Regions from separate parts of the Homo sapiens genome. Here region 2 is linked to region 1. Evidence: chromatin loops called from intact Hi-C (ENCODE). Cell type or tissue: dorsolateral prefrontal cortex. All regions are shown on one strand. Each heading gives the region's core, and the rest is flanking DNA. Links, peaks and the distances in the headings are about the cores only.

The links. A loop is a pair of places that touch in the nucleus more often than their neighbours do. Peaks named below come from ENCODE experiments on the same cell type or tissue, not always from the same donor. Only the 100,000 strongest peaks of a DNase experiment are listed, where the experiment ranks them.
Region 2: a loop joins it to region 1, with 5 times the contacts of the local background. A loop is called at or near these places in 2 of 110 quality-filtered maps.

The regions. Positions count from the first base shown.
Region 1 is chr13:80,804,388-80,820,985 of GRCh38, reverse strand. No RefSeq gene overlaps it. Among named protein-coding and RNA genes, the nearest start is that of LINC00377, 210 kb to the left of the region's middle. In dorsolateral prefrontal cortex, for the core only: no CTCF peak of the experiment used is centred there; no DNase peak of the experiment used is centred there; H3K27ac peaks cover 2,189 bases.
Region 2 is chr13:80,889,353-80,905,950 of GRCh38, reverse strand. It overlaps LOC124903241 (a long non-coding RNA gene), which reads right to left and starts at 9,690. Exons shown (of 4, transcript XR_007063927.1): 1 at 9,560-9,690; 2 at 7,201-7,292; 3 at 3,393-3,516. In dorsolateral prefrontal cortex, for the core only: no CTCF peak of the experiment used is centred there; no DNase peak of the experiment used is centred there; H3K27ac peaks cover 2,455 bases.

The DNA of each region.
Region 1 (16,598 bases), core at 3,762-11,761:
TTAATAGATGTCCTTTTGTTGACACATCTGACACCTTTCATTAAATGAAAGTTACAAAAAATATCTCTATTCTTGTTTCTAGAAGTTTTATAATTTTAGATGATACACTTAATTCTATGACTCATTTTGATACACCTTTTATGTAGTGTGAAGTAAAGATCTAAGTTTATTTTTTTGCATATGCTTATCCAATTATTTCATATTATTCTTTAAATATACTGTCATTTCTCCACTAAAGGAGCTTTGAACTTTTGTTGAAAATCAGTTGTCGTGTATGCATATGTCTAGCCCTAGACTCTCCATTTCATTAATATATTTATCTATCTCTTGATTAATTCAGCCTTATAATAAATTTTGGAATCAGGAGTAGTCATTTTCCAACCATCTTCTTATTTTTAAAATTTATTTTGGTAATTCCACTTCCTTGTATGTTAAATGTACAAATTAATTTTAAAGTAGAATTTTGATTGAAATCACACTGAATCTATAAATCCATTTGGGGAGAATTAACACTATAACAATACTGAGTTTTTCAATTCATAAACGCAATGTATCTCTCCATTTAGGTTATCTTTTATTTCTGTTTTCAGTGTTTTGTAGATTTCATGGTATATGTCTCATATATTTTTTGTCATTTTTGTCTCAAATTTATCACATTTTTATGCTATTCTAAATGGTATTTTTAATTTAATTTCCTGAATAGGTCATTGTTAGTATACAGATAAATATTAAATTTTATATTGCTTTTACATGTGGCAAATGTATTAATTCACATATTAGTTCTAGTATCTTTTTCCATAGCTTCCATAGAATTTTTTATATAGATGATCAAATTATCTTAAATAATAGTTATATTTCATTTTTTCCAATCTAAGCAACTGATATTTCTTTGTCTTACTTCATGGAATGGCTAGTACAGTGTTTAACAGAAGTAGTGAAAGAAGAAATCCTGACATTCCTTTGATAATAAGGGAAAAATACTCAGTCATTCACTAGTAAGGATGGTGTTGGCTAGCAGTAGGTTTCTCAAAGATGCCCCTTTATCAAGTTGAGAATTATTCTCTTCTATTCACACTTTTGTTGAGAGTTTTACGTTAGGAATTTGTATTTGATATGGTCAAATGCTTTTTCTCTGTCTCTCAGAAAATCATGTGGTGTCACTTTATTTCATTTGTTCATATTGTGGTTATTATTACTTGATATTTTAATGCTAAAGTGTTCATGCATTCCTGAGATAAACTTTACTTGGTCATGATGTACTACCCTTTTTTTTTTTTTTTTTTTTTTTTTGAGATGGAGTTTTGCTCTTGTTGCCCAGGCTTGGAGTGCAGTGGTGCAATCTCGGCTCACTGCAACCTCCGCCTCCTGGGTCCAAGTGATTCTCCTGCCTCAGCCTCCCAAGTAGCTGGGATTACAAGCACCCACAACCACACCCAGCTAATTTTTGTATTTTTAATAGAGATGGGGTTTTGCCATGTTGGCCAGGCTTGTCTCGAACTCCTGACCTCAGGTGATCCACCTGCCTTGGCCTCCAAAAGCGTTGGGATTACAGGCAGGAGCCACCGCGCCCAGTCCCTTTTTAATATATTTATACATTTTATTTGTACAATTTTATGTTTAAAAAGAATATTTGTCTGCAGTTTCTATTCTTGTAATGTCTTTGGTTTTAAGAGAGGACATTGCTGAACTCATAGAATGAGTTCGGATGTATACTTTCCTAAACAATTTCCTGAAAAAGTTTGTATAGAAATGGTGTTACATCTTTCTAAGTTTTTCTTGTAATGAAGTCATTCAGAGTTTTCTTATATATATGTTTTAACTGCAAATTCAAATAGCTCTATACCCAAATAGGTATACGGCTATTTGGTTTAGTTTCATCATTTTTCTGTATCTTTAAATCATCTTCCATTTTATTGATTTTCACTTTAATATTCATTATTTTCTTCTTCTTACATTAGGTATCATTTGTTTTTGTATTCTAGATTCCTAAGGTGGAAGCTGTGGTCATTCATTCGAGACACTTATGTAGACATAAAAACAGGCCTTTAGTGCTACAAATTTCCCTCTAATACCAAGTAAGCAATATTCCACAAATTTTCATATGCTGGGATTTTTTAAAATATTCTATTTGGTTTAAAATATATTTGACAAACGGGTTACTTATAAGTGTGTTATATAGTTTTCAAGTACCAGGGATTTTCCAGACATCTGTTAATACATTTCAACTTAATTTTGGTCAGAAAAACTTTATCTGACTTGAATCTTTTTAAATTTATTGAGATTTCTTTTAAGGCCCATATTATATTATATTCCATGATGACTTAAAAAGAAGGTGTATTATCTTGTTCTTTGATAGAGTATTCTATTAATGTCAATTAAGTTAATGTATTTAATACTACTGCTCAAGTCCTATATATAGCTACTGATTTTCCAGGTAATTTTTTGAGATCTCAATTTAATTGAGATAAGTGTGTTAATATCCCTGATTATAATGGTCAATTTTTGTTTTTGTCCTTGAAATTCTATCAATTATGGTTTCATGTATTTTGAGGTTCCATTACAAGTTGCATAAACATTTAGGTTTGCCATGACCTCTTAAGTGATCCCTTTATCATTATAAAGTTACCTTCTTTAATGTTTAGTAATATTCTTTGTTCTGAAATATTCTTTGTCAGATATTAATGCAGCCTCTCCACCTTTTTTCAAATTAATGTTATCATGATATATAATTTTCTATCATTTCACTATTTACATATGTGTGCCTTATTTAAAGATTTCTTGTAGGCATCTATAGTTGAGTCTTGCATTTTATCTATTTCGGCATTATCTGACATTTTTGTTCCATTTACATTTAATGTGATGATTCTATATCTAAAATTTTTCTATTTATTTTCCATTTGTTCTACCTGTTCTTTGCTCCTCTCTCCCTCTTTTTCAGCCTTTTTGCCCCCTTTTTCTACCTTTTTTAATTTAATATTTTTTGTGGTTTTATTTTACTTTATTTATTTCCTTTGTTTGCTATAAGTTTGTCATGTTTCTTTAGTGGTCCTTTTAGAGTTTATATACCTTAAATTTCATAACCTGACTTCATGCACTATTATTTCATCCCACATATAAGTAACTTAAAACAATATACTTCCTTTTTTCCCTCCCAGTCTTTGTACAGTTCCTGTCAGATATTTTACTTCTATATTTTTATAATCCCCACAATACATTATTATGCTTGAATAAGTCATCAATTGTTTTTTACATTAACTTAAATAAAAAGAAAATTTCTCATCTTATGGAGAAACTTTAAAATTTCTTGTTATTCAGGCCTGCTGGTGACAAATTATTTCAACTTTTTTTTAACTTTTATTGTCAAAGATATTTTGGCTGGGTATATAATTCTAGGTAGAAAGTTTTTTTCTTTCAATTACTTAAATATGTTGCTCAGTTGTTTTACTGCTTGCATTGTTTCCACAAAAAACCTGCTATCATGCTTTCCTTTGTTCTAGACATAATGTGTTTTTTTTCCTCTGGTTTGAACCAATTTGATTATGATGTAGCTTGGTGTGTGTGTCTGTATCTCTGTGTGTGTGTGTGTGTGTATACACACACATACACCAAGATACATTATACATGTGTATATATATAATATATAAAATTTATAAATATTTGAAGTATGTATAAAATTTTGTTTGTGCTTTATATACATATAATGTATGTATAAAATTTTGTTTTGTTAACATTTTTGCAGTCATGATTTATAGTGTTCAGAAAATTTGGAAATTCTCATATTATATCTTCAAATATTTTTTCTAACACTTCCCTTCACCTACCTGACAACCTTCATGCCTCCAGTTACAATTGTTAATTAGGTTGTTTGAAGTTGTCCCAAGGCTTGTTGATGCTGTGTTTATTTTTTTAAGTAAGTATTTTCCCTATGTGTTTTTTAAGTAATTTCTGTTGCTATGTCTTAAGTTCACGGTTTTTTCTACAATATGTAATCTGCTACAATATGTAATATCCAGTGCTTTTTTCCTCTCAGACATCGTAGTTTTCAACTCTAGACGTTTGACTATATTTTTATATCTTTTTTGTCATTATTTAACATATTCAGCTTTTTATCTAGCTTTATGAGCATATGAAATAAGGTTGTAGTAACTGTTTTAGTGTCCTTTTATGCCAATTCTAACATCTGTATCGGCATCAACTGATTTAATTTTCTCCCCATTAGGGATTGTATTTTCTTGCCTATTTGCATATCTGATAATTTTTCATTGGACAACAGACACTGTGAATTTTACCTTGTTGAGTGCTGGGTGCTGGATATTTCTGTAGTCTTATATTCTCAACCTTTGTTATGGGACACATCTATGCCACTGAGAAGTAATCTGATACTTTTTTTTTTTTGAGACGGAGTCTCACTCTGTCACCCAGGCTGGAGTGCAGTGGTGTGATCTCGGCTCACTGCAAGCTCCGCCTCCCAGGTTCACACCATCCTCCTGCCTCAGCCTCCCGAGCAGCTGGGACTACAGGTGCCCACCACCACGTCTGGCTAATTTTTTTGTGGTTTTAGTAGAGACAGGGTTTCACTGTGTTAGCCAGGATGATCTCGATATCCTGACCTCATGATCTGCCCGCCTTGACCTCCAAAAGTGCTGGGATTATAGGCGTGAGCCACCACACCCGGCCTCAAGTTATTTTTTATTCTAATCCTTTCGGGTAATTCATACCCAAGCCTCAACTAGTTTTCATACACTTGCATTGATCAGTACTCAGATGAACACTTGAAGGGTCTTTCTACAGATCTCTAGAGTTGTCTCCCTTTGCAACTCTCATCTCCAACACTGTCTTGTGAAATCTAGAAGTCGTGTTCTTCCTGGATGACTAGCAAAGTCTCCTCAACACGGAAAGTATGACAAGCTCTACCTAGGTTTCATCTTCTTGCTCTGTTACCTGGAAATTCTCTCAAATCAGTCAACTTAGGCAATCGCAGAGCTTGCCTCATTTGTTTCCTCTCTCTCAAGGATTGTACTCTATTGTCTCATATCAAATATATTAAGAAGCATCTTTTTATTTTATTTTGTCCAGTTATTTATTTTTCTTATGTAGAAAATATCCAGTATTTGTTACACATTTGCTATATGTGTTGGCCATATTGGTCAGAAACAATCTGTCTAAAATATTTTAAGTACTGACACAATTCTCATGTTGCCTTTTCCATTCAGGGAGTCAAAGCAATTTAGATATAAGGAACCACTGACAATTCACAGCTTTTTAAAATAGTAAACTAAGAGCAATTATTATATTCCTGAAGGAATCAATAATGTTATCATTAAATTTTTACATCTTCAAGGATTGGGATTCCTATTACATTCTCATTTAAATTGCTTATTGGCTGGTATAGATTATGGTTATTCTCAGTATACATCAGAGAGTTATTATAATTAGCTGTTGACTCCTATTATAAATCAACACAGGGCTAAGGATCTATTATGCATGTAGGGATCAAACACTACATCAATAATATCATGATGAAAGGGCCTGGTGAATCAGAATAGCCAGTTAACATGAATGAGTTTTATAAATTACATTTCTGAACAAAGAAATAAATCCTGGAGCCTGATATCTCTGTACAGTTGTTAGCGAACAATAGTTCAGACTTGTAGGTTAGTTACTTCAAGGTGAAAAAAGCTAGTGGCATTTGAATTTTTTCCTACATATATCTCTTTGGATTTGGAAGGTCACTTATCCCACTTTGGTGTACACTGTTTATAACAGGCCCATTTATGAAATTGACCCTAAAAAATCTGCCAACTTTCTGCAAGATCCAGAGCAAAACGAGGCTCTCCTGCTAGTCCAGGCTGCAGTGTTGTGCCACTTGGACCTTTCAAAGTCTGATAGCTCTTCTGTACATGTAAAAAGGATGCATTTCCATTTCTACTTGTATTTTGAAAAAGAAATTATGTAATCAAATAATTAAAGGAATAATTATTTTTTAAAAATGGCTCAGGAAAAGTTCAACAGTAGCAACAGAAAAAACATTAGCCCACAAAAAATCAAAGGTGGGAGTTCAACTAGGAAAATTAAAAAATAGAGGAACAGTGGATTTTTCTGGATGCACATTTGAATCTAAGTCATGCTTCAAATCCAAACTCCATCTGTTTCTTAGATTTCTGGAACAAACTCCTACTCATTCAGACCCACCCATCCTCCACAGACAATTCCTTTTCCCCAGACATTCTTACCTCCCACATTTAGAACAGCATCACATACCAGTTGGAATTTGTAGTGTTTTCATTGTGCACATCACTAAAACATTTGCCTCTTAGGCAAAAGGAGAATCACTTTTCTTTTTGCCAAATTATGTACTTCTGTTTCTCATCCTGAAGAACATAAAATCCAGGAAAGGAAACTTGACAACACTTACATCATCTCTAGGTGGCATATCCAAAATGTGTATCTGTGGACTCTAAGGGAAGAATAATACAAAAAATTCCAATTATACATTTTTAATGGTAGTCAAGAAATTAAAAGGTTTAACATAAAGTCCAATGACTTTTTAATGATATAGTACTAGAACTATTTGAGAAGGAAAAGTTTCTCTTGTCTTAAAGAGGTGCTCTTTGGAACAACAGATTTTTTAAAATATGAAAAAGGCATGCTTAGTAAGTATATAATAAGATCTAACTCCTCAAGGATAAACAAACATAAAACCTTATCATGAGTGTTCTATAGTATTTTTTAAATTTTAAGTATCAGTACTATTCTTCAAACTATAGTCATCACTCCACCAGCTGTCATATTAAAAATGTTCTAATTCTTAACTTCAAATTATAATGTCTTTTAACACAGCATGGTGAGATCTTGGTGTCATAAGTATTGTTTTTAATATTAATAGTTAATATTGCATGATCAAAATAAAAGAAAACCTAGTATCTTTTTATTCACAATAAAATTTTTAATAAAGTAGGCGTATATTCACTATTCTGAAAATGCAGTTAAATGAATATTTATCAAATATCACTATCAGTTTACTTTTCTACTAAGTATCTTGAAAAGCGAACATATTTGCAGATACCTCGAATTCCTTTGTACAGAGACTGAAATGACTAGTATATATATTTTTTTTCAAATTGAGCTTTCTACTCCTGTTTATTTATTTTTCCCAAAGCATATAATTCTAGTAAAGTTGTCTTTGAAAATTGAGCAGACATTAGTTCGAGATCTAGCATCCCTTTTTTAAGTTTTGTTATTAAAGCCACTTGCATAACTGGCTCTGCATATGGCAATGGAAGTAATGCAGTACTACTTCATAGAGTACATAAAATGCTTGGCTTTACACCTAGTTCATAATAACCAATCAATTAAAAATTCTAAGATTATGCTCCTCTCTTCCTTTTCTTCTCTATCATCACCTTATCTTCTTCCTCCCTCTTTCTCTACTTCTTTTGTAGTTGTCATCATCATCATCATCGTTATCCTCAACATTGTCATCCTCATCCTATCATTTCTTATGTCTTCAGGAATATTATAAAAATAAATGACAATGGGCCGGGTGCCGTGGCTCACGCCTGTAATCCCAGCACTTTGGGAGGTCGAGGTGGGTGGATCATGAGGTCAGGAGATGGAGACCATCCTGGCTAACACGGTGAAACCCCGTCTCTACTAAAAATACAAAAAATTAGCCCGGCATGGTGGCGGGCGCCTGTAGTCCCAGCTACTTGGGAGGCTGAGGCAGGAGAATGGCGTGAGTCCCGGGAGGCGGAGCTTGCAGTGAGCCGAGATTGCGCCACTGCACTCCAGCCTGGGTGACAGAGCGAGACTCCGTCTCAAAAAATAAATAAATAAATAAAAATAAAAAATAAATGACAATGATAGATGCATCTACCTATACTTTTAAAACATTGCATATATAGGTTATGACAATTAGTAATCCTCTCAGAATTATGCATGAGAGGAAACAAGAACCATTTCAGGATGCTTGGGATTTCTGAAGGACAAAAGGGGACAGGTAGAAAGGCAATTGCTCCTTAGAAAACCCTAAGGTTTCTTTAGTGATATAAAATGAAGCACACTCAATTGATAGTGGGCTCTGTTCAGAAACTGTTTTGTAAGGAATATTCTTAACTGGTTTTCTATATCAGGGTATCTCTGCATGACTAATATGCTAGAGAAGTCCACTTAAGTTAGATAACTCTTTTTAATAATGACCTGTTGGGGTCCTTTATAACTTATAGGAAGGTTAAGTTAATCAAGCATGAGTAAACCATTACAGAACCAGTGTAAATATGCAGAAACTGTAAATGATATATGAGAATTCTACACCATAATCCTATTGTTTACTAACATCTCACTAACAGACTGGTGAAAAGATGAAGTGGATAACCAGAAATAGCCAAGATAATATATTTTATTTGGACAAATCCAGATTCCTATTTGCGATTTTGTGGATCTCCTGCATGACCAACTGTGACCTCTGAGGTTCTTTAAGTGTATTGTTAGCACAAAGTAAACACTGCATAAGTGATGGTGCTTATTATTGTTACAGAATTCTGTATTTATTGCTGATATACTTTTATTTTTCTGCAGCTGATAAAAATTCATTTTACATATGGAAATGCAATTATTTTTGGTAATTATTCAAACCTGAGTCCATCAGTATACTAGAAACCCAGCATACACAAGTACTTTCATGCAAAATGTTTTTGGTACAGGCTGACTGCAACTGACTTCTAGGAAATGTTTCTATAATTGTGATGAGAATTGTTTTTTACTCTCATGGTTTTGACAAAAATAAGATTATATTCCAGAATATATATTTGGTTAGTGGGTTCCCAAATTTGGCTGTGCACCAAAATAGCTGGCACAGTATTTTAAAATACAAATATCTTTATCTCAACTTCAGAGATTTTTATCTTCTACATCTGAGGTAAGGTCCATATTCAGAGAATTTTAAAAAATCTCTTCAGGTATCTTTACTGCATAATATGAGCCAAGTGTGAAAAACACTGGTTGAAAAGACAATTATCTTTTATGAATAGGTCTTTTCATACATGATTGCTTTTCATGCCCCACATTTATGTTGTCTATTCATGTCCTGTCTTCATTTGCTTGGGCTGCTATTACAAAATGACATAAACTGGTCAGCTTATAAACAACAGAAATGTATTTCTCATAGTTCTAAAGGCTGGCAAGTCTGAGACCAAGGGGCTGGCAGATTATATGTCTGATGGAAGCCCATTTCCTGGTTCATAGATAGTGCCTTTTAGCTTCATCCTCGGATATTGGAAGAGGCAGCACAGCTCTCTGGGACTTCTTTTGCAAGGGCACTAATCCCATTCATGGGTTCTACCTTCATGACTTAATCACCTCCACGGGGTCCCACCTCCTATTACCATCACTTGGTGATTAAGCTTCAATATATGAATTCTGGGAGCACACAAACTTTCAGGCTCATAGCAATCCTGTATTCCAAAAATTATCTGTTTGTCCTTTGAATGTATTTGACTAGTTGACATATTTGTGCTTAAGAATTGTGGATTATATGTGAAATCTGACTTCTTAACAGGGATATATTTCTACCTTAATAACAAGGGGTTTTCTGGGGAGTGTTTCCCCTAGAAAAGGTGCAAATAGCATAGGTTGTTCTTTCTCAGATGTATTGGAAATATTTACATACTCCATAAATAAGTGAACACAGAAATGGCCTAACTTCATCCCAAGAAATTATTTTGCTCTAAGCTAGACAAAGCTACTAAAGTGATCAACAACTCTGAGTATGAAAAAAAATAAAATCATATTGTTCACAACAGCAAGAATAAAAATGTTTTGTTTGATTTACGCAGAATGACAAATAAACATCAAACATTGGTGTTTAGTAAACATTAAATACAGTGCATAAAGATGCAGTACATCCCTTTATTTAGTTTTCTGCTTAGGGCTTCAGTGTTTTGAAAGGGCTGGGTTATCAATCTGACCTAGTCAGAGAATACTATAAACACCTCTCCACAAATAAAGTAGAAAATCTAGAAGAAATGAATAAATTCCTGGACACATACACCCTCCCAAGCCTAAACCAGGAAGAAGTCGAATCCCTGAATAGACCAATAACAAGTTCTGAAATTGAGGCAGTAATTAATAGCCTACCAAGCAAAAAAAGCCCAGAACCAGACAGATTCACAGCCAAATTCTAGCAGAATTTGGCTACCAGAGGTACAAAGAGGAGCTGGTACCATTCCTTCTAAAACTATTCCAAACAATAGAAAAAGAGGGACTCCTCCCTAACTCATTGTATGAGGCCAGCATCATCCTGATACCTAAACCTGGCAGAGATACAACAACAACAACAAAATTTCAGGCCTATTGGCCTGAAATCAACGAACATCGATGCAAAAATCCTCAAAAAAATACTGGCAAACCGAATCCAGCAGCACATTAAAAAGCTTATCCACTATGATCAAGTCTGTTTCATCCCTGGAATGCAAGGCTGGTTCAACATATGCAAATCAATAAACGTAATCCATTACATAGACAGAACCAATGACAGATACCACATGATTATCTTAATAGATGCAGAAAAGGCCTTTGATAAAATTCAACACCCCTTCATGACAAGAACTCTCAAAAAACTAGGTACTGATGGAACTTATCTCAAAATATTAAGAGCTATTTATGACAAACCCCAGCCAATATCATACAGAATGGGCAAAAGCTGAAAGCACTCCCTTCGAAAACCAGCATAAGATAAGGATGCCCTCTCTTACCATTCCTATTCAACATAGTATTGGAAGTTCTAGCCAGGACAATTAGGTAAGAGAAAGAAATAAAAGGTATTCAAATAGGAAGATAGGAAGTCAAATTATTGCTGTTTGCAGATGACATGATTGTATATTTAGAAAACCCCATAGTCTCAACCCAAAATCTCTTTAAGCTGATAAGCAACTTCAGCAAGTCTCAGGATAAAAAATCAATGTGCAAAAAATCACAAGCATTTCTATACACCAATAATAGACAAACAGAAAGCCAAATCGTGAGTGAACTCCCATTCACAATTGCTTCAAAGAGAATAAAATACCTAGGAATCCAACTTACAAGGGATGTGAAGGACCTCTTCAAGGAGAACTACAAACCGCTGCTCAAAGAAATAAGAGAGGACACAAACAAATGGCAAAACATTCCATGCTCATGGATAGGAGGAATCAATATTGTGAAAATGGCCATACTGCCCGAAGTAATTTATAGATTCAATGCTATTCCCATCAAGTTACCATTGACTTTCTTCACAGAATTAGAAAAAACTACTTCAAATTTCATACGGAACCAAAAAAGAGCCCGTATACCCAAGAAAGTCCTAAGCAAAAAGAACAAAGCTGGAGGCATCATGCTACCTGACTTCAAACTATACTACAAGTCTACAGTAACCAAAACAGAATTGTACTGGTACCAAAACAGATATATAGACCAATGGAACAGAACAGAGGCCTCAGAAATAACACCACACATCTACAGCCATCTGATCTTTGACGAACCTGATGAAAACAAGCAATAGGGAAAGGATTCCCTATTTAATAAATGGCGTTGGAAAAACTGGCTAGCCATATGCAGAAAACTGAAACTGGGCCTCTTCCTTACACTTTATACAAAAATTAACTCAGGAGGTGGAGGCAGGAGAATTGCTTGAACCCTAGAGGCTGAGGTTGCAGTGAGTTGAGATCACGCCACTGCACTCCAGCCTGGGTGACGGAGCGAGACTTAGTCATTCAACCAAACACCATATGTTCTCACTCATAGGTGGGAGTTGAACAAGGAGAACACATGGACACAGGGAGGGGAACATCACACTCTGGGGCCTGTCGGGGGGTGGGGGGCAAGAGGAGGGATAGCATTAGGAGAAATACTTAATGTAGTTGTCGGGTTGATGGGTGCAGCAAACCACCATGGCACAGATATACCTATGTAACAAACCTGCATGTTCTACACATGTATCCCAGAACTTAAAGTATCATAAATAAAAAATAAAATGAAAGAACAAATTTCTCACAAAAAAAAAATTTGCTGAATTAAGAGACCAATTTTGGATGTATATGTTACTAGTAAATGGAAGGCCAAAAGACCCAAATTATTCAATGAATGCCTGGACAACACTTTCACACTTCTGTTTTATTTCTTCTTTTAATAAAGAAGATTACAATTATGAGGATCAGAATACTACAAAGCTTTCTGAAATCATGGAAATATTATTATCCCCAGCTTAGAGATGAAAAGTCCCAGAATAAGGAGATAAAAAGAATACTAAAACAAAAGTGTCCAAACTTTTAAAGAGCATGGTAATGTCAGTAGGTATCAAATGAAACTAGTACGGCAACCTTACATCTTGATAAAACTGAATGTTACATTTTTAACTGATTTACCTTAAAAAATTATTGTGAAAGTAAATAAAAAGCATATTCCACATGCAGTCATTATCTTTTGGTTTCTGGAACAGGAACTTCCCAGCAGTAAATTTTATGATGAAGATTACATTTAGATGAAAGTGTTTTCCTTATTTAATAATGTCCATACATTGCATCATTGGAAATAGCAAAATAACAGAAGCTTGGCTCAAGATAAAAACATAAACATATAAAGTGCTTTGTATAACATATATTAAAATAATTTTCAATAAGCCATTTATATGCAACCAGGTTCCCTTGTCTTAAATGACAGAAGAAAGTAAGTTGACGGGCTCACAGAAAGTTCTGAACTTTAGTCCGAAGAGTTTTAAAATAAGTGCACATGGAGATAGGCAGCTGTAAAAGCTTCTGTGCAAAAAGTGACTTAAATTTTATATAGTCACATTTAGTTGTTTGTCCTCAAGTGTTATAATTTTACAGTTAGACAACTCTCAGTGGGACTGATTTCATAAAACAGTTAAATAATAGATTGAACAAGAATAGGTTTCACTGCCATGCAATGCTGTCTCACTTGGTTGTAAACTGTTATGAATTACATAATTAATAAATAAAGTCCCAAAATCAACCTTAAACTTGTTGATAAAGACAACAGCAGTTTCTCCTTACTTTGGTCTATTTTATCATTAAATAGTTCAAATATAGTGAAAAGTGTAGAGAAAAATATTATAAACTTCATTTTATGAATCAATCCAGGTTCAGGACACCTTTATATGTTGTTTATTTGTTTTGGGCTTTTAAATAATCTTTTAATTGCCTATTCCTCCCTAATTTTAATTCCCTCTATCTCTCCTCTGAGGTACTCAGTAATCTGAATTTGATGATTCTCATTTTGAAGAGTCCTTTTTATACTTTTACTATATACCTATGTGGCTGTAAACAATATCAAGCTGCATACTGAATACTTTTAAACATATCTAAATGTTGTCATATTATATGTACTATTTTTCATCTTGTTTTTGGCACTACATATTATACCATTAAGATCTGCTCCAATTAATATACATATTGCTTGTTCATTTATTATAATTGTAGTACAGTAATGTGTTGCATTATTACACTTTGGTTATCCTTTCTGTTGTTGATGGATATCTGGAGTATAATATCATACTTTTTCACATTCATTATTAAAACCAAACCAATCCTTCAATGAGTAATCATGCACACAGCTTGTTCTTTTTTGTACATATGCTAGAGTCTTAGAGTCTGGGTTTTATACATAAAATTAGAAAGCTAAATTTTATCAGTAAATATCTTCAACAGTTACAAGCTACCAATAATCACCCTGAGTCATGACTTTCTGTTGCTTCATATACATGCCAGATCTTTTAAAATTTTGTCTCTCTAATGAGAATAATATGGTATTATATTGTTTTCATTTGCATTTATCTGTTTACCAGCAGTATGGGATATTTTACACTATGTTTATTGGTCTTGTTTATTTCATTTGCTGTGAGTTGTATGTTTGCATCATTTGCCCAACCTTGTATTGGGTTCTCTTGATGCTTTTGTCCTTCTAATTTGTGTGTGTGTGTGCGTGTGTGTGTGTGTGTGTGTGTGTGTAACTGAATATATTCTAGATATTTATCTCATCAGATATTAAAATCAGTTTTAACTTATTTCTTACTTTTTAATTTTTATGGTGTCTTCATTTGTAAATGGTTCATTTTTTCTGAAATACATACTTTTCAAATGAGAATTTTCAGTGATTACATCTCTTACTTCCAATATGTTAGCCATTTTTAATTTTTAAAAATTTTTTTATTTTAATTTCCAATTATTCATCATCAATATATGGTAATTTGATTCCATTTCCTACATTTGACCTATATTCCCTGGCTTGTTACACACTCACTTATTAGATCTGTAAGAAATTCCTTAGGATTTTCTGTATAGATAACTATGTCATTTGTGAATAAAGGCAATTTTATCCTTTCATTTCCAAAGTATATGATATTTTGCTTTAATCCCTGGTATTTTTGCACTGGCAATGGCAATAGTGCAATGTTGATTAGAAGTTGTGAGAGAGAACATTCTTGCCTTATGTATCAACCTTGAGCTTAAAGAATTCAATATTTTACCAAGTGTACCAGCAGATTTTTAGTAGATGTGCATTATTGAATTGACAAAACTCCCATTCCTTTTAAAAAATGAATTTATTTCTAAATTTGATAAAATTGTATATATTTATCATGTACAACATGATGTTGTGAAATATGTATACATGATGGAATGACTGTATTAAGCTAATTAATATATACATTACCTCACATAGTTATCATTTTATTAGGACAATACTTAAAATCTACTCTCAGCAATTTTCAAGAACAAAATACTTCATTATTAATTATAGTCACCATGTAATACAATAGATCTATTAATTTTATTCCTCCTATCTTACTGAAAACTTGTATCATTTGACCAAATCTCCTCAAACATACCCCACCTCAGCCCCTGGTAACCACCATTCTACTCTCTACTTCTATGAGTTCAACATTTTTGGATTCCACATAATAAGTGAGATCCTGTGATATTTGTCTTTCTGTACCTGCCTTATTTTACTTAATATAATGTCCCTCAGGTTCATCTATATTATAGCAAATGACAGATTTCCTTTTCTTGATGGCTGAAGAGTATTCCATTACGGATATATAGCACATTTTAAAAATTCATTCATCAACAGATGGACACTCAGATTGATTTCAAATCTTGGCAACTGTGAATAATGCTTCAGTGAACATAGGAGTGCAGACATCTCTTTGATATACTGATTTCATGTCTTTTGAATATATACCCAGTTGTGAGATTGTTGGATCATATGGTAGTTCTATTTTTAATTTTTAAAAAATCTCTATAGTGTTTTCCATAATGACTGTACTAATTTACACTCCCACTAACAGTGTACAAAGGTTCCTGTTTCTCAGCATCCTCAACAACACATTATAGTTCATCTTTTTAATAATAGCCATTCTAGCAGGTGTGAGACGCTACCTAATTGGGGTTTAATTTGCATTTCTCTGATAATAAGTGATATTGAGCACGTTTTCACTGATGTGCTACTGAGCACTTGTTTGCCACTCGTATGTCTTTTTTTGAGAAGTATCTATTAAGATTATTTGCCCATTTTTAATTGGGTTGTTTTCTTATTAAGTTGAGCTCCTTATATATTTTGAATAATAACTCCTTATAAGATGTATGCTTTAGAAATATTTTCTCCCATTTTGTAGGTTAAGGCAATGTGATTCACTCTATTGATTGTTGCTTTGGCTGTGTGGAAAATTTTTAGTTTGAAATAATCTCATTTGTCTATTTTTGCTTTTGTTGTCTATACTTCTGGGATCATATCTAAAAAATTATTTGCCAGACCAATGCCATGAAGTTTTTCTCTATGTTTTCATTAAGTAGTTTTATAATTTCAGTTCTTACTTCAGATGAGGATCCAAATTTATTTTATTTTTTTCATGTGGATAACAACATTTATTGAAGAGGCTGTCCTTTCCCCATTGGGAGTTCTTGGAAGCTTTATCAAAACTCAATTGACCATAAATGTATGGTTTTATTTCTGGGCTTTCTAGTCTGTTCCATTTATCTATGTTTTTGCTTTTATGCCAGTATTATATTGGTTTGATTACTATAGCTTGTATTACTTCCTGAAGCTGGGTAGCATGATAGCTCCAACTTTGTTCATTTTACTCAAGATTTTCTTGGCCCCTAGAGGTCCTTTGTGTTTTCATACAAATCTTAGAATGGTTTAATCTATTTCTGTGAAAAACGTCATTGGAATTTTGATAGAGATTGCATTGAACCTGTAGATCACTTTGAAAGCATGGACATTTTAGCAATATTAATTCTTTTGATCCATGAACATAGAATTTTTTTCATTTATTTATTTCTTCTTCAATTTTTTTCATGGGTGTTCTCAAGGCACAGGTCTTTCAACTCCCTGCTTAAATTTACTCCTTAGTAATTTTTTGTAGCTATTGTGAATGGGATTATTCTCTTGATTTTTTTCAAGTGATTTGTCATTAGTGTGTAGAAACATTACTGATTTTTTATTATGTTGATTTTGTATTTTGCAACGTTATATAATTTGTTTACTACTCCTAAGAGTTTTTTGGTGGAGTCTTTAGAATCTTCTACATATAAGATCACATAGTCTAC
Region 2 (16,598 bases), core at 4,702-12,701, 84 kb before region 1:
CAAAGTAAGGCCAGAAAAATGAGAACTGCACAGTAGCATCAGAAAGGCAGCCCAATGTCAAACATACTTGAACCTTGATGCCAGCCATCTGGTGGACCATTCAAGGTTGTTTTGGGGAAGGGAGCTGTTAAGTATCCATCATTTCCTGGCTCTATGACTCTGGCAAAGTCAGCATCTCAGTTTCTTAGTTTCTATTCTCTTGGACAAAATCTTAGATGGTGACATAAGAGGGCTTTCACAGTGCCATTTTTTTGATGACAGACCTACTGCCTCTGAGAAGCTCTGTGGCACAGAGACTGGAACACAAATAACTTCATTTGACAACCAATTCAACTACTTACCACTGTAAGTTGCAGCTCAGTATCTAGAACATGGAGTCTATTCACCACAATGTAAATACATGACTAAAATGTGGGAAAGTAGAAATGAAAATAACTTAATTTAACTAACCCTCATACACACTCAGAATATATGCTTTCCATTTTATTTCTCTAACACAATGAATAAATTTGTGAAAGTAAAGCTATTCTATTTCTCTTCATGTCATCTTTCTATCTACCTAAATGGATTGTTGTTAAAAAAAAAAAAGAGAGAGAGATAATACACACAAAGTGCATAGCACAAAACTTGAAAAATAGCTAATTTCCAGTAAATGGTAGTTTGTCTTCCCATTGCTTGAGAACAAAGTTCAAACTATTCAGAATGCTTGTTTAATCTATTTTCCCTGTATTCACTTTCTTGCAGTCCCACAAAATGTCTCTCAAATCCTAGAGTCTTACCATTCTGAATCCATTCATGTATCTGGGATTTTCCATTATTGCTCACTTCATATAAAATGCTGCCAACACAACTCACACCACTGGCACAAAGGTGCTTTTGACTCAAGATCCTTGTTCTTTAAATTTCTATGTTCCTCATATGTCTATGATATTTACTTGGCACTCCCTTTACCATTCACTTTGGGCTTGTACATTATTTGCTATATGAAGGTGTTTTTTCACCTGAAAGTAGGTATGCCATGTCTTACTATTCTATCTCACACAGCAAAATTGCTTTTAAAACTAGGTATGGGTATAAGTGAAATTATTATTACCATCACTACTATCACCACTACTACCACAGTCACTACTGTGTAGTTCAGATAGATTTTCTACATCACTTATGATGTAGAATATTTATAAGAATTCAAAATTAAATTTATGCCTTAACACTGAGCTATCACAAAGAATATCTAAAGCTTCTTTACAAAACGTAAATTCATTTGAAAAAAAAAACAAAACATGCTAAGCTCATAAAAGCAAAACTTCAGACATTAGACCACATTCCTGAGTAAACAAAGTGTCCTTTTCTCATCTTTGTTTACAGCAAGCAATTCTAGACTAAACTTTGTTGAGTAGGAAGATATTGATGGTCTTTTGCTGTACACAAACCATATATTTATTGTAAACACAATGAGGGAGGTAGGAAGTAACATCACCAAAAACTACACAAAAAAGTTTACTGACCACTACATATTTTGACAAAGCAGATAATTAGATTAACAAATGTTAAAGACATTTTTACATCTAATGAGATAGGCTAAATTAAAAATGATATAACATCATTTCTGACTTTGCAATATCAAATGATAAACAGATTTAATTCTCAACCAGAAACAGAAGCTCATAGAAGTTCTGCTTTAAAAAATAATCACTATGTTTGTATATATAATTAGTAAATGACCTATAGTACTATCCAGAGTCATTTGAGTTTTAATATTTTGAAGCTAAGGAAAGGAGTCAGTTTGTACAAGGTTTGACCTGACAGAATGAGGTAAAAGCAGTGCTATTGTGAAATCCAGATATATATTTGGATTTTGCACAAAATTCAGACAAGTTAGAGAAAGACATTAATCATGGCTTTATACCTAAAAAATGCACACACTTAAAAGAATTTGCTGTTGCTCAATATTTGTAAGAAAAAAAGGGGCTAAATATACTTTACTACAAACAATACTATATAGAAGTCTTATAGGTAAACACAAATGTAAATGAATAAATCTACATGATTGCTAGTGCACTAAAAGGAAACAAAATCTCAAAACCCAGAAAGATATCTAATACACTAATATTTTTGAAGGATTTATTATTATTTTGGTAATGTGGACAAACCCAAATTATTCATCACTTTTGTAGCACACATCAAAATATTGAATTGCTTGTTTTTTTTGGATTATGTGCCAATTTTGGTATCAACAACATTTTTTTCATAAAAATAATGCAAATAGGCATTGATGTCAGTGACTTCATATCCCTGTCTTGACCATTTATCTGATAAAAACACCCTTTTCCAGGTTACCTACAAAACAGAGTTTATGACTCTTCCCCTAAAAAATAAAAATGCTGCAAGTTTTTCTGTTACCAAAGACTGAGAAGCATCCAGGGTTTCTTTCTTGTTTTTAATAGTGAAATTGTTCAATATCACCTGACTTTTTCAAAACCCCCTACAGTTAATATTACATGTACAATTTAAAAAAGGAGAGCAAGCCTAAAGAAAAAAGAAGAGAAAAAGAAAAAAGAAATAAGAGAGATGTTACAGCTTAACATAATTTGTAACACAATGTAAATATTAGAAGACGTGTTTCTATTAAAAATGTGCTGTATTTTACATGCATATTATTTTAAGAAAATATCTATTATATATCCAAACAAGAGAAGTAAAGGTTGATAATAAATCTATCACAGAGACTGGTTTCATACAATTTCCCCACCTTCAAAAGCTACCGAGAGAGAGAAAAAAATTATCTCCTTAATGTTTCAGCTGACGAAATTTAATGTCAATATTTCAAATTTAGTAATATAATAAATTAAGAAGAATTTATGACCAAAGAAAACATCAATACAGGGTTTTTTAGATTAAGATACAAACTAGTGGTTAACCAAATACATAAATTTTAAAAGATACTGTCAAATCACAGTTTTAATCGTCATATTATGTAAAATAAAACAAACCAATAAAACAGCAGGTTAAATAATTACGTCAAATCATCTAACATAAACTAATTCATTACTCAATTCTGTTAATCATACCACAGTCAAACATTATTACAACTTTGGCAAACAATAAATTGTTTCCTCTTTGCTTTCAAGTTAGCTCTCGATTTTAGAAAATTAGAGTTCTCTTGTTTCCTAAGTTTCTGTAAACGCTATGGAAATTTAAATTTTCCAACCCGGTGCGATGGCTCATGCCTGTAATCCCAGTATATTAGGAGGCTGAGACAGTGGATCACGTGAGCCCATGACTTCAAGACCAGCCTGGGCAACATGGCGAAATCCCACTTACACACACATACACACATATACACACACACATGCACACACACAAGAAAATTAGCTGGGCCTGGTGGCGCATACCTGTAGTCCCGGCTACTCGGGAGGTGGAGATTGGAGGATCGCTTGAGCCCAGGAGGTGGAGGCTGCAGAGAGCCAAGATTGCACCACTGCACTCCTGCCTGGGTGAGGGCAAAAGACTGAGACTCTGTCTCAAAAAATAAAGAAATAAGTAAGTAAGTAAAAAATAAATTTTCCTAGCAAATAAATTTTTTAATTCCAAAGTATTCTTAAAATGTTCCAGGCATCACACTACGTTAATATGTCTGACGCGAAATGCAAAAGGATGAGGTTGACATGATAAAATTATTTTCAATTCTTTTTTCTATTTTTAAAAAGTATTTAAAATTTTTTAAAAATTAAATTTGCATTTTTTATTTAATTTTATTTAAATTAGCATATCTCAAGAAATATATTTATATTTTCCAGAAACCAAGCAAGCAGCATTCCAAGTAGAAGAAAGTGAGCTGTTTTTGACAAACCTGATGAAAATTAATATTTTATCTAAGCAATTTTTGAAAAGCATGTCTAAATAAAACAAAATAGGATCTGTTGAGCATTTTAGAAACTGTAACAGTTACAAAAAATCAATTCACTCTTAAGACATATTACAATGTACCATTTTCATAAATGTTTCAGTACATGCATATTTTTCTCTTCCACTAAACTTACTGAAGTAGTATCAATAGAAAACTAGCAGATTTATGCTGAAACTTCCTCATGCTTTTCTACGTACCACCCAGTAACACCACCCAGTAACAATCTACACCAAGCTTTAGGAAATTAGATTAAAGGTGTTGACAACTGGATAAATCATCTCCAAATAATTGAGACATAGTACAATTTAAAAAAAATGGAAAGAAAATGAAAACCTATTAAACATCTGTCCGCAATCAACAAACCTGTAGCCAAGTAAAAGGTCATGGCATTTATTTCCTTGCTGCTCATCTATGTCTTTTGGACAGTGATACAAATATTCACATGTGTTTTACTTGTTTGCTTAGCTAGATATTGAATGGCATGTAGAGGCAAATAAATAAATTTACAAATAATGTTTAAAAATTATTATGTAATTGAATATACAAGTTGCTTTTGTGATTTCTTGGTCAAACATAAAATCGATCAAGCAAGGTCTGCAAACTAGAATAATTTTTATCTTGTTGTTTGAGAAAAATTGAGACTCCACCATGGCTGCACTAAGAGGAATTTTAACATGTTGTCACTAAGCCAAAGCAACGCCGGAACAGCTCTGTCTGTAGTCTCAGGCCAGGGAACGTTTTCCATTCTATAACTAATTCCCCAGATGCATGATCATACCTCACACACACAGAAAACAGAACAATAAGCCCTTAAGTATGCTTGCGGGCAGTTTTTCACAAGGGCAAGATTACAGGAGAACATGCCTGCTTAAAGAATTATTCCTTTGTTTTCCCCGCTTGTTCTCAAATTATCCATTTCCAATAACACTAAAATTTGTGGAAAATATCCCTCAGATGGTCAGTTTATTTGGAAACCCTTTTACCTGTGTTTGGACACTAAGTTTTCCCAAGCTCAAAATTCAAGTGTGCTTTAGTATGTTGTATTTGTATTGTTTTGTATTTTTTTTTCCTCCACATACTTTTTGTTTTTGTTTTTGTTTTTTTGGCTGGTGGGACACTCCTCCAGCAAATGGGAGCTTTCTATCTATTGCTGTTATGTTATAGCTAACTGTGAGTCCAAAGAAAAAAACATCTTTTCCTATAACTTCTTAAGTTAATGCTCTAAAAATGAGTAACTTTATCACAGTCTCATGGGGAGGGTGTGCTCTCAGAGCCATCCAGGCATTCTGGGACTTTTGTCAATGTGTTTCTGGAAAGGATGCTTATGAAATAATTCAGATCAACATCCAGGGTTCTTGGAGCAGGCTCCACTTAGACTAGCAGAAATCATTTCTGCCAAGGAAGATGTATTTCCTAGATTTGTAAAAAGCTTTATAAAGAAAATTTTGTTGTAACAGTGACTAATAAAATGTAAAAACCAAAAATAACTCAGCATCTGCAATAAAGAGCTATACCTTTTGGGAAATTTTGAATGTAACTGAGGATCAACCATGTTGTACAACTGTGCGGTTTCTACTCACATAGAACACAAAGTGAATGCTGCCCTTCTATAGCTGGGCAACACGTTGATACTAAACTACATTTTCAGCAAGTAATTTGCAAATAAATAGCAGCAGTTTCCTCTCAGTCACTGTGGTTTTTTGTACATTGAAGTGTTTTGAAAATGTTCATACTCTTCCAAGTTATGATTGATACCATTACATTTTGAAGTCAAAACGCTGCATTTCAGTGAAGTTTCCGGTCACTTAAAGTTATTATTGACAGGGATATATATATATATATATGTATATACACACATACTTAGTACATATATATATAATATATATATTTAGTAATAACAATAAATTTTGTGATAATATATATTAACATGAGTGCACTTAGTATCATATACTACTAAATGAAAATAGCTTTAAAATGCTGTCTAGGGTATAAGCAGCTGTATATATAATGGCCATAGGGCCCAGAGGACAAACAGATTTTGGCATGATGGAAACTGAGCTCAGGTAAGTCATCTAAAGGATTTAAAATTTGTTTACTTTGTTCCTCAGGATTCAGGTTGTGGTCAAACTAATTAAATATGCTGATAAAAATAAATGTTTATGCAAATTAATTATCAAAAAACTATAAATAATCAAAATGTCCCAAAATGGCCCATCAAATGCCATTGACAGTCTCTGACTCTAAGACATTTATATTTAAAATATAAATCAGAGAAGCTTAAAGGCTGAAGTCAAGTGTCAAAGTCATCTAAGTGGTTAAACATAGATGTCCTTTAGGTTGCATCAATGCCCACTCTGACATGTCTATGAGCAGTAATTCTCTCACTTCACTAACCCTATGTCTAAGATAGGTATGATGATGAAAATGCTTTGTCCAGAACACAAATTCCAAAACACTCAGCAAGACATTGTTTTCTTTTTGAACAGGTTCCAGCAGACATTTTTAGTTTTATTTTTCTCCACTCTCCCAAAATCCATGATTGAAATAACCATAAGTTCTGGTTTGTACAGAACGGTTCCTGGTTTCACTTATTGTCCTGACGTTGTTGTTAATGATGCTCTCTTTAATTCCTAAAAGCTTCCCCACTTCAATAATAAAGTTTTAGCTGCTTTGTTAAGGTATGATTGACGTACTAAGGCTGTAAATATTTAGTATACACAACATGATGTGTTTGGAGATAGGTGTATACCTGTGAAGCCATCAGACCATCATTGTTATCAATACTGTAATCTTACCCAGTATCCTCAAAAATTTCTCCCAGCCCCATTTATTGCTGTTTCTAAAAATAAATTTATTTATTTTTCTTTTTGGAGTATGAGCACTTGACATAAGATCTATCCTCTTAGCACATTTTAAAGCATTTAATACAGTATTATTAATTATAATATTGCTAATAACCAGGCATGTAATCTGTGTTGTACAGTAGATCTCCAGATGTTTATTTTACACAACTGAAACTTTGTACCTTTTCACCCACACCCCCATTTCTCCTTCCTTCCAGCCCCTTGTAATCACCATTCTACTCTCTGCTTATATGTGTTTCATTACTTTAGATTCCATGTATAAGGGAAGCCACGCAGTATTTGTCTCTCTGTGCCTGGCTTATTTCACTTAGCAGAATGTCCTCCAGATTAATTCATGTTGTCAGAAATGGCACAATTTCTTTCCTTTTTAAATAGATAATAAATTACTTTGGAACAACATATCTCACACCCCACCTTGATTATTTTTACCTTTGTGGTTTTGCATGCTCTGTTTCGACCCTTTTCTCTGTGAAATTCTTTCTGATGTCCTTAACCATCCTACTCTTCAAATCAGAGTCGAGCTGTGAATTAGAGGACATTGGTGAATATGTGATGTTTGTGCTTGCCCAGCGCTGCCCCCCAGCCTTCTTCTGTAATAGTATCCAAAATATCCTTTGTGGGTCCTTGCTTTCTTCAGTCCATGTGACCTTGTCTCCAGATACAGGGCTGAGCATATGACCCAGGCCTGACCATCTGGAACATCCAGGCTTTAATGATTAGTTTGGGCTGGGCGTATGATCCAGATACCAAAAAATAGGGTAGTCCCAGGATTCCCAGCAGTCATCTGCCCACACCAAGGGAAAGCCTACTTTGGAGCAATTCTTCTCTAAGTGTAATCTTTGAACCAGCAGTACCCTAACTTATTAGGTATGAAAATTCTCAGGCCTGACTCTAGACATATTGAAACAAAAACTCTGGAAATGGAAGGCAACAACGAGGTGGTATTGGAGTGTTACAGGGTCACAGAGAAGATCTTCAATTATCAGTTATAGGTTTTAAATTTACCCCAGCTTTTAAAGGAATAGGGTACACTGTTTTTTCTTTACTACTTCCATCTCTCTTTCTTTCTCTTTGACTTCTTCTTTGTCTCTCTCTTTCTCTCCTTCTGACTCCTTCTTTGTCTGTCTCTTTCTCTCTCTCTCTCTGACTCCCTCTTTGTCTCTGTTTCTTCCCCTCTCTCTCTCTGACTTTCTTTCTGTCTTTCCCTTCTGCTGGTCTTCCCCTGTCTCTGCCAGCCACTTACGCTGCTGTTCTCCCCTCTCCTTCCCCTTTTTGATGGCTTCGGCAGTGTAAGACTGCCACCTCCTTGGGCTTTTGCACTGCATGCAATAACTCCATGATTTCCTTGTGGTATTTACTGGGGGTTCCCCCAGAGATTAGGAACTCCCTTTTTCTCCATATTGCAGCATGGGCATGTAGGATTAGATAAGCATACTTGCTATCTGTATACACATTTATTCTGTTTCCCTTTCCCAGTTCTAAGGCTCCGGTAAGTGCCACTAGTTCTGCTAACCGGGCACTGGTTCCTGGGGGAAGAGGCTTACTTTCAAGTATAGTTACATCACTAACTATGGCATAACCTGCCTTTTGTATCCCATTCTCCACAAATGAACTTCCATCGGTACATAGGTTAAGATCAGGATTAGCTAAGGGGACTTCTAAGAGATCATCTCGGGCGGCATAAGTCTGGACTATAATTTGTTGGCAGTCATGCTTGATTGGTTCCCCCTCCTCTGGGAGAAAAGTGGCAGGGTTGAGAGCCACACACATATGTATTTGAAGCACCGGTCCCTCAAGGAGTAGAGCCTGGTATCTAAGTAGGTGGTTGTCTGATAGCTATAAACTTCCTTTGGCACCTAATATGTGATTTACATCATAAGTAGTCCAGACAGTGAGATCCTTTCCTTGTATTATTTTGATAGCTCTGACACTAAGACGGCCACCGCTGCAGCTACCCGTAAACAGTGAGGCCAGCCTTTTGCTACTACAACAATTTCCTTACTTAGGTATGCCAATGGTTGTGGGGTTGTCCCACGAGTCTGAGTAAGGACTCCAAGAGCTATCTCTGTGCTCTCTCTGTGACGTATAAAGAGAATTTTTGTCCTGTGGCAAGGATTAAAGCTGGAGCTCATACTAGGGCCTGCTTTAAGGTTTTGAAGGCTGTTTCTGCCTCTGGTTCCCATTCTACTAGATGAATATTTCCCCTTTGGGTCTCCTTGATTAGAGCATAGAGTGGTCTGGCCATCTTGCTGTACCTGGGGATTCATAGTCGGCAAAAGCCCGTGATTCCAAGGAACTCCCGCAACTGTTTTAATGTCTTAGGGTGAGGATAAGCTAGTATAGACTGTATTCATTCCTTGCTGAGGGCCCTGGTCCCTGTGGCTAAGATTAGGCCTAGATATTTGACCTGCTGTAGGCAAAGCTGGGCCTTCAACCTAGACGCCTTGTACCCTCGATTAGCTAGAAAGTTCAAGAGAAACCCAAGTGGGTTTCCACTGCTGGCTAGGGTGGCCAGCTTTTATTCCCTTATTTGTCCCCGCCCACATCCTGCTAATTGGTCCATTTTACAGATTGCTGATTGGTCCCTTTTACAGAGTGCTGATTGGTCCACTTACAATCCTTTAGCCAGACACAGAGCACTGATTGGTGTGTTTACAATCCTCTAGCTAGACAGAAAAATTCCCCACTTGACCCAGGAAGTCCAGCTGGCTTCACCTTTCATGGGCAACATGGTGAAACCCCATCTCAATAAAAAATACAAAAATTAGCTAGGCCTGGAGGCACGCACCTGTAGTCTCAGCTACTCAGTAGCTTGATGTGGGAGGATGGCTTGAGCCAGGGAGGCAGAGGTTGCAGGGAGCTGAGATCATGCCACTGCACTCCATCCTGGGCAACAAGGTGAGACCCTGTCTCCAAAAACTAAAAATAAAAAAAAGAAACATTAAGAAAAAAAAGTAAACAAAGAGAATCAAGATGGCAAAAACTGTTTCTTAGAACATAATGATAAAAGTAATAAATCTGTGGCAAGACATATAGATAAACTTTTTAAAACAGAGATACAAGTTACAAATAACTAATATCAATATTATTCAGGCATTTAAAGGATAATGAGATAATATAAATAAACATATGCCAACAAATTTGAAATAAATTGCTAGGCAAGTACAACTTTAAAAATGAAATGAAAAAGAAAAACTGAATAGTCCTACAAATTCATTAATCATTCTACTATTTGACCATCTAACTTATCTTTAAATTGTTTTGTAACTATTATGCATTTTTATTTCAGACTCATATGGAACATCCGTGTGTATGTGTATAAATAGTTTATGTAATGTGACAGTTAATGAAAAAAACAGAAGAATAAAGACCAAAGAAACCCATGAAAAGAATGTAAATGATACTACTGGGGCTCTGAAAATAATACCCCAAAATGAAGGCATCAAAAGCAGTTTCTCTCTGACCTTCTCCTGCCCTCCTGTCTCCTGTCTCTTACCCCTCATCCATGCCTGAGGCAAGTCATAGAAACTAAAATCATTTTTCCCTAAAGTCAGCTATCAAGCCTAAAAATATTACTCTGAATTTTCCCCACATTTCTGTGGAACAGCTGGCCATAAAGAAATTAAGACCCTCATTTCAGAGGAGTCCTACCCCATACGTGGGAGGAAGAAATTCTGTACAGAGAGGCCAAGAAGAACCTGAACAAACAGGCCCTGCTAGAATTCTTGAGTCTATCACTGCTAGCTCCTGTCCTTTTCTGTTCAATCACACTTGTACATGGCTGTCCCTGCTTCATTGAACCAAAGCATAAAATTGGATATCTTCCCCTGTATCTCTGGGTCTTCATTCTGGAGGCTCTCATGTCACAGAAAACTATAATCAAATAAATGTGCTAAGTTTTTCTCTAACATGTCTTTTGTTATAGAGGTGTTGGCCATTGCTCTTATGAAGAAGAAAAAGATCACTCCTTTTCTGCCCCTACAATACCATAATCAACAAAAGAAATAATGTCATGAGATGCATGTTGCACAATATTTTTAGTGGTATGAATTTACAAACTGTGAGCCTGCAAATGGAAAACCTGCCATAAAATGCATTAAGTATAAAACTTTGACGTGGGTGGTTCTCATGTGATGTTGCCCATCTGTTCATGAAGCAAAGAAAATCCTTAAAAATCCTTTTAAATAATAAGAAATGCTCTGCAAGACAAAATAGAAGTAGTAAATGAAACCCTTTGTAAGGCTGAATTCTTAAAAGTGGATTTATCTAAACTCAAGTTATAAATCTACATATTTTATAGAAATATATAAGCATTTAAAAAAGTATTTAAGTACACCCAGACTTTACTCCATTATGTGTGTACACACTGAGGTTGCTGTATGCAGTCATATAAAAAGAAGAGGGGGTGGATCTAATTGATGTAAAATAATAAACATGAATAAATTAATTTTAAATTAGAATTTGATGTATAATATACAGTTATGTAAAAAATAAGAAGTGTTATAGTAATTTGTAGATTTTGGTTATGAATATACAAATAAAAAAGCCCAAGTCATCTATATATGTGAATTCCTATGTTTGTCAGATCAAGAGGAAAGTTATGGAGGGACAAACAAGTCTATCAGCATTAACTTGATGAGGAAAAGAAGACTAAAAGGGGTGGGGGAGTCAATCAGATAGAAGATGATTAAATTATGGGTGCCTGTGTTTATTTCCTTTTTTAAATTTTATATTTTTCACTTAATACAAACATCACATGTTAATTTAGTCAGGACATGTTGTCATATGTTTCATGTTAAATGCGATATAAATATCTTTTAAAGGAATTGCCTTTAAATTCCGACTGCACTGAATTTGTGTTGGACTCTACCACTTACAAGCTATGTCCTTTGGCAAGTAAGTAAATCCTTCTGTCTATGTTTCCTCATCAGTAGAATAAGCATAAGAATAGTAACCACATCAGATTGTAGAGGAGTTAAAAGAGAAGATGTGAAGGTGTGTGAAAATTACACAAAATAATGCATGATACCTAGTAATCACTCACTAATCGGCAGTAAATTTTATTCCCCTCTCATAGAGGAGAAAGCCCTTAAAGATCACCTAATCAATTGAAATGTCAGAGGCAGCCATCAACCTAATTCTCAGACCAGATTCTGATCAATTTAAGAAATAAAACAAAGATGAAAGCCAAAAATAAAACAAAACTGAAAGCCAAAAATATCCTATTATACAGATAAAATGTGGTTACATAACTTGTTATAAGAGTCAGATAACCTACTCTTATGCTAAGGAGACTACCCCTAGACTGAAATTTGGGGTAACCAAACACAGGAAATTTTGTCTTCAGATTTAACATGCTTATTTTGATGTTTAGAATGAACAGAGAAAGAAGCATTAAAGCTATCAAATATCATGCAGTGGACTTTTGAGAGCTTCACTTCATCTCATTGAGACTTGTAGACCAATATGTGGCATTCATCAATCAACTAACTGATCAACTGAATAACTCCATCTTAGACACAGGGTTAGGGCAATGATAGCAGTATGTTTAGGGAAAATATCTTCTCAAGAAAACCAGAATTGTGGAAAGGGTGTTCTTTTCTGACAGTGCCCAGCAGTTTTGAAACTTTGTATTAGAAAACTCTCTTATCAAAATTAATCTTATGGGAAGTCTCAATGCATGAAACTGCTTTACTTACATAAATGGCTGAAGGGAGGAAGGAATCGTAAAACTTCACTCCCGATCACAAAATTTCCCTAATGAATATTAATTATCAATCATGTTCCTACTTCATCTCTCCTAAAATAATACTTATACCACAAAACAAAACAAGACAAAAAGCAAGCAAATAAAAAGTTTGAAACATGTAAATAGCACATATTTTTAGTTATTGACTTTATTCAGTATGTTTGAATTTTCTTTTATTTTGCTTAACATACATTAAACAGTCTAATTCCAGAAACTGCAGTGCAAATACACTCCAGTTACAGTTAACAGACAACACTCTGGTTATTTTCACTGTATCACTTACTTCCCTGTAATATTGGCTTTCCATGCAGAGATTCTGTCATTTATTTTTACATAATATAACCAATAGTAGAAATTGGACTATTGGGTGCATATGGTTACAATCTTATGCACTGTGGAAAAACCATTTCTTTTTATCCCATACAGCTTTGAATTATCCAATGACTTGAAAGAAAGGTTTTCAGGGAGAAATTATATAACTTTACTAGACAGAATTTTATGCTAAATTTCACAAATGGCCTGCTGAAAAAAAAATGAAAGTTTTCTTCTTTTTAAGATTTTGAAGGTATGCAAAGTTCACTTATAAAATGTTTCAAACTCATGTACATGATTCTTTGATGTATGTTCCAGTTTATATGTTATATGGATTTCAAATTCATCCTGAGAAAATAATCTTATGAGCAGGGATGTCTTTGTAAGGCCATACAAATGGTTTGTATGAAAATCACTATTTTTCATGATACCTGTTCTTAAAATTAACAAGCCAATAGTTAACAGGCTGTTGGAATTTTTTTCCAACGAATTTATTCTTAGAATCACTGTATTAGCTATATTAGTTTAGAAATCTCTCTAAATTAGGTCAATGCCATATTGTGACTGTTTCAGCCCTGGTTATAAGTAAAATCACATATGTATATGTTTATATAACTATGTATTATATGCATACACACACACACTCACATATATATATTCAATTTCCTACCATCTCTCTCAGAAAACATCTATAATCTAACAAAATTAACTTTCATTCTGGTTATTCTCAAAAGATGACTTTGTCTAAGAATTCACAGAGAAAATTTGGGGAGACAATTTTTAAAAAATTTCCTATCTCCCCCTTCTTTCCCCATGAAACATCCATGCCAACTTCTGATCCTCTAGTTTTAAAGATTGTGTCCATCTTGTGGCTCAATGCAAAGTCACCCACTGGCACTGTTTGTCCTACATTCTTCCGTTTCTTATGGATCATTGCTCCATCTGTCTTCCTCTCTATTATACCTTCATAGATATTTTAGCTTAGCATAAAAACAGCAATACTTCTTAAATAGTTATGCCTCTTTGTGTCTGTATCACAACCTTCTCCTTTTCTACTGTAAGGGATAGGGCTTTAGCACAGTTGTTCTATGGTTACATAACAACAACTGAGAAGGCTCTCAGCAAGAAGAGTGTTTGGAGAGTGAGAAGATGAGAAAATGCCAGGGTCGCTGAAGAACAGAGTAGGGAAGACAGAGGGGAAAGAAGATGAGAATTTGCTCATCAGAGCCCATCAGAAGCTCTCAGAACTTCAGATTGATGAGAATTTCTAATACAAACCCATTAGTGAGCTTAATAAAAAAGCCATCTCCTATTCCGTGCTCAAATAAGTATGGGGGGAAGAGAAAACAGATTCTTCAGCTATGCACTCCTCAGGAAGAATCGGGGGTCTGATTCAGTTCCCAGAAAAGTTAAATAGGTGTTTTAAACCTTTGCTTGACAGAAACTTTATGCCCACTGATTAATAACATCCCCCTCCCCAGTCCCCTGTAATGACTATTCCATTCTTTCTTTCTATGAATTTGACTATATTAGATACCTCATATAAGTAGAATCATGCAGTATTTACCTGTCTGTGATTGGCTTATTTCATTTAGCATAACGTCCTCAAAGTTCATCCAAGTTGTTGCATATCGAAGAATTCCCCTTGTTTAAACTATAGTATTTTATTGTATGTATATAAAAAAATTTTAAATCCATTCATCTATTCATGGACACTTAACATTTTTCTCACATTTTGGATATTGTGAATAGTGCTGCGATTAACTGTTAAAGTAATGCTAATATCTCTTCAAGTTCCTGATTTCAATTCTTTTGCATAAATATCCAAAAGTAGGATTACTGAATCACATTGCAGTTTTAGTTTTTTAAGAATCCTCATACTGTTTTCCATAGTGGCTGTACCATTTTTCATTTCTACTAACAGTGTCCAAGTGTTCCAATTTTTACACCTCCTGGTCAACACTTGTCTTTTTTTTTTTTTTATAACAGTCATACTAACAGCTTTAAGGTGATATCACTTGATGGTTTTGATTTGCATTTCCCTCGTGATTAGTGATGCCTGATGGCCATTTGTGTGTCTTGTTTGAAGAAAATTCTATTCAAGTCATTAACCCACTTTTTATTAGTGTTAGTAGTTGGCTTTTTGTTTTTGTTTTTGTTTTTAACTTTGAGTTATAGGGAAGAACACATTTCTCATAAGTCCTTATGGAAAAAAATATTGATAAAAAATAAAAACAACCAAAAAATAAAGGGTTAATTACACAAAAACAAATCGTGGTGAGCATTGAGTATACATTGAACTGTAGAACTAATAATGGAAATAAATATGAGAATAATGGCTAAAAAATGATGAGACATATAAACATACTTATTATTGTGTTTCTTATAGATAGCATTCAAAGATATAATTTAAAACTATTTGTCATATACCTATTTTACAGGCATACAGGAAGATGCTGAGAAAATTAACAAAATTAAACTCATCAAAAAATGGAGAAACAAATCTGCCAAAGAAAATCCTATTATTATCAGGGCTGACATTTAGAGTTAATAAATACTGTATAAAATTAACTAGATTGATAGTACAGTCTTGAGGGCAAATTGTGGAACTTCCAAAATTTTAAGAAAAAAAAAAAAAAAAGAAAACCTATGTCATATGTGGAATGTTTAGAAAAAAATGCACATCACACATGATAATTTTAAAGTCAGTCAGCTACTTAAAAAAAAAACGCAGACAATAAAACAAAATGTATCCATTTGCTCTGAATGTGAGATTCTGAAAAACCCTGAATATATAGGAATAAGAAAAGACATACTGAAAAAAAAAAGAAAAAGAAAGCAGAAATAATTTTAGTGACACTTTAAAAGGCAGGAGAGAATGAACAATTTATTGTTACAAAGATATCTCCTATAATCACAACCTGACATTTATAAATATCTTGCACACAGTAATATAACAGAAACATTTTTATGTATTGGAAATGGATTTAAATCTACCATTTGTTGTTTCCTCTTTGTCCTGTCTGCTCTTACCTCTTTTTTACTTTCCTTTTCTTAACTAAATTTCATTTTTATTTTTTAATTTTTTAAATATTTTAGTCATTATATTGGGAGTAATTCCAAATGGGTTATGAGGAAACTTATTTATTGAATTTGATGAGTTTTCTGAAAACTCTTAATGAAAATACATTTGCCAATAAAAATAAAACATCAGCAGAGATATCATATACTAAGCGAAGAGTTAGAGTGATACCAAGTGACATTCAACATTAAAAAGATACAATATAAAGGAACACAATCTGTTGAGTATTAAAAACCATCTCAATATGAACTCTTTGCAATCGTCACATAACTAATTAGCTATCGAATCCAAAGTAAGTTTGGCTGATGGAAGTAAGGAATCAGTATGAGGTAAAAAATAAGTTCCTCAGCGCAAGAGAACTGAATAGTGTTTTGGACCGTTTTCCTGGCTGGTATAAGCAGTATTTAAAAAATCTTCTTTGGCAAGGGAGATAAATAAATACCAATAAAATGCTACACTTTTAAATGAGCAGACTGTCTCAGGAATGACAAAGGTATCAGTAAAGTAGCAAGGTGATAATTTAAAACATTATTTGTTGACTGGGTGCAGTGACTCACACCTGTAATGCCAGTACTTTGGGAGCCTGAGGCAGGTGGATCACCTGCGGTCAGGAGTTCGAGACCAGCCTGGCCAACATAGCGAAACCCCGTCTCTACTAAAACAAACAAACAAAATAGAAAAAAT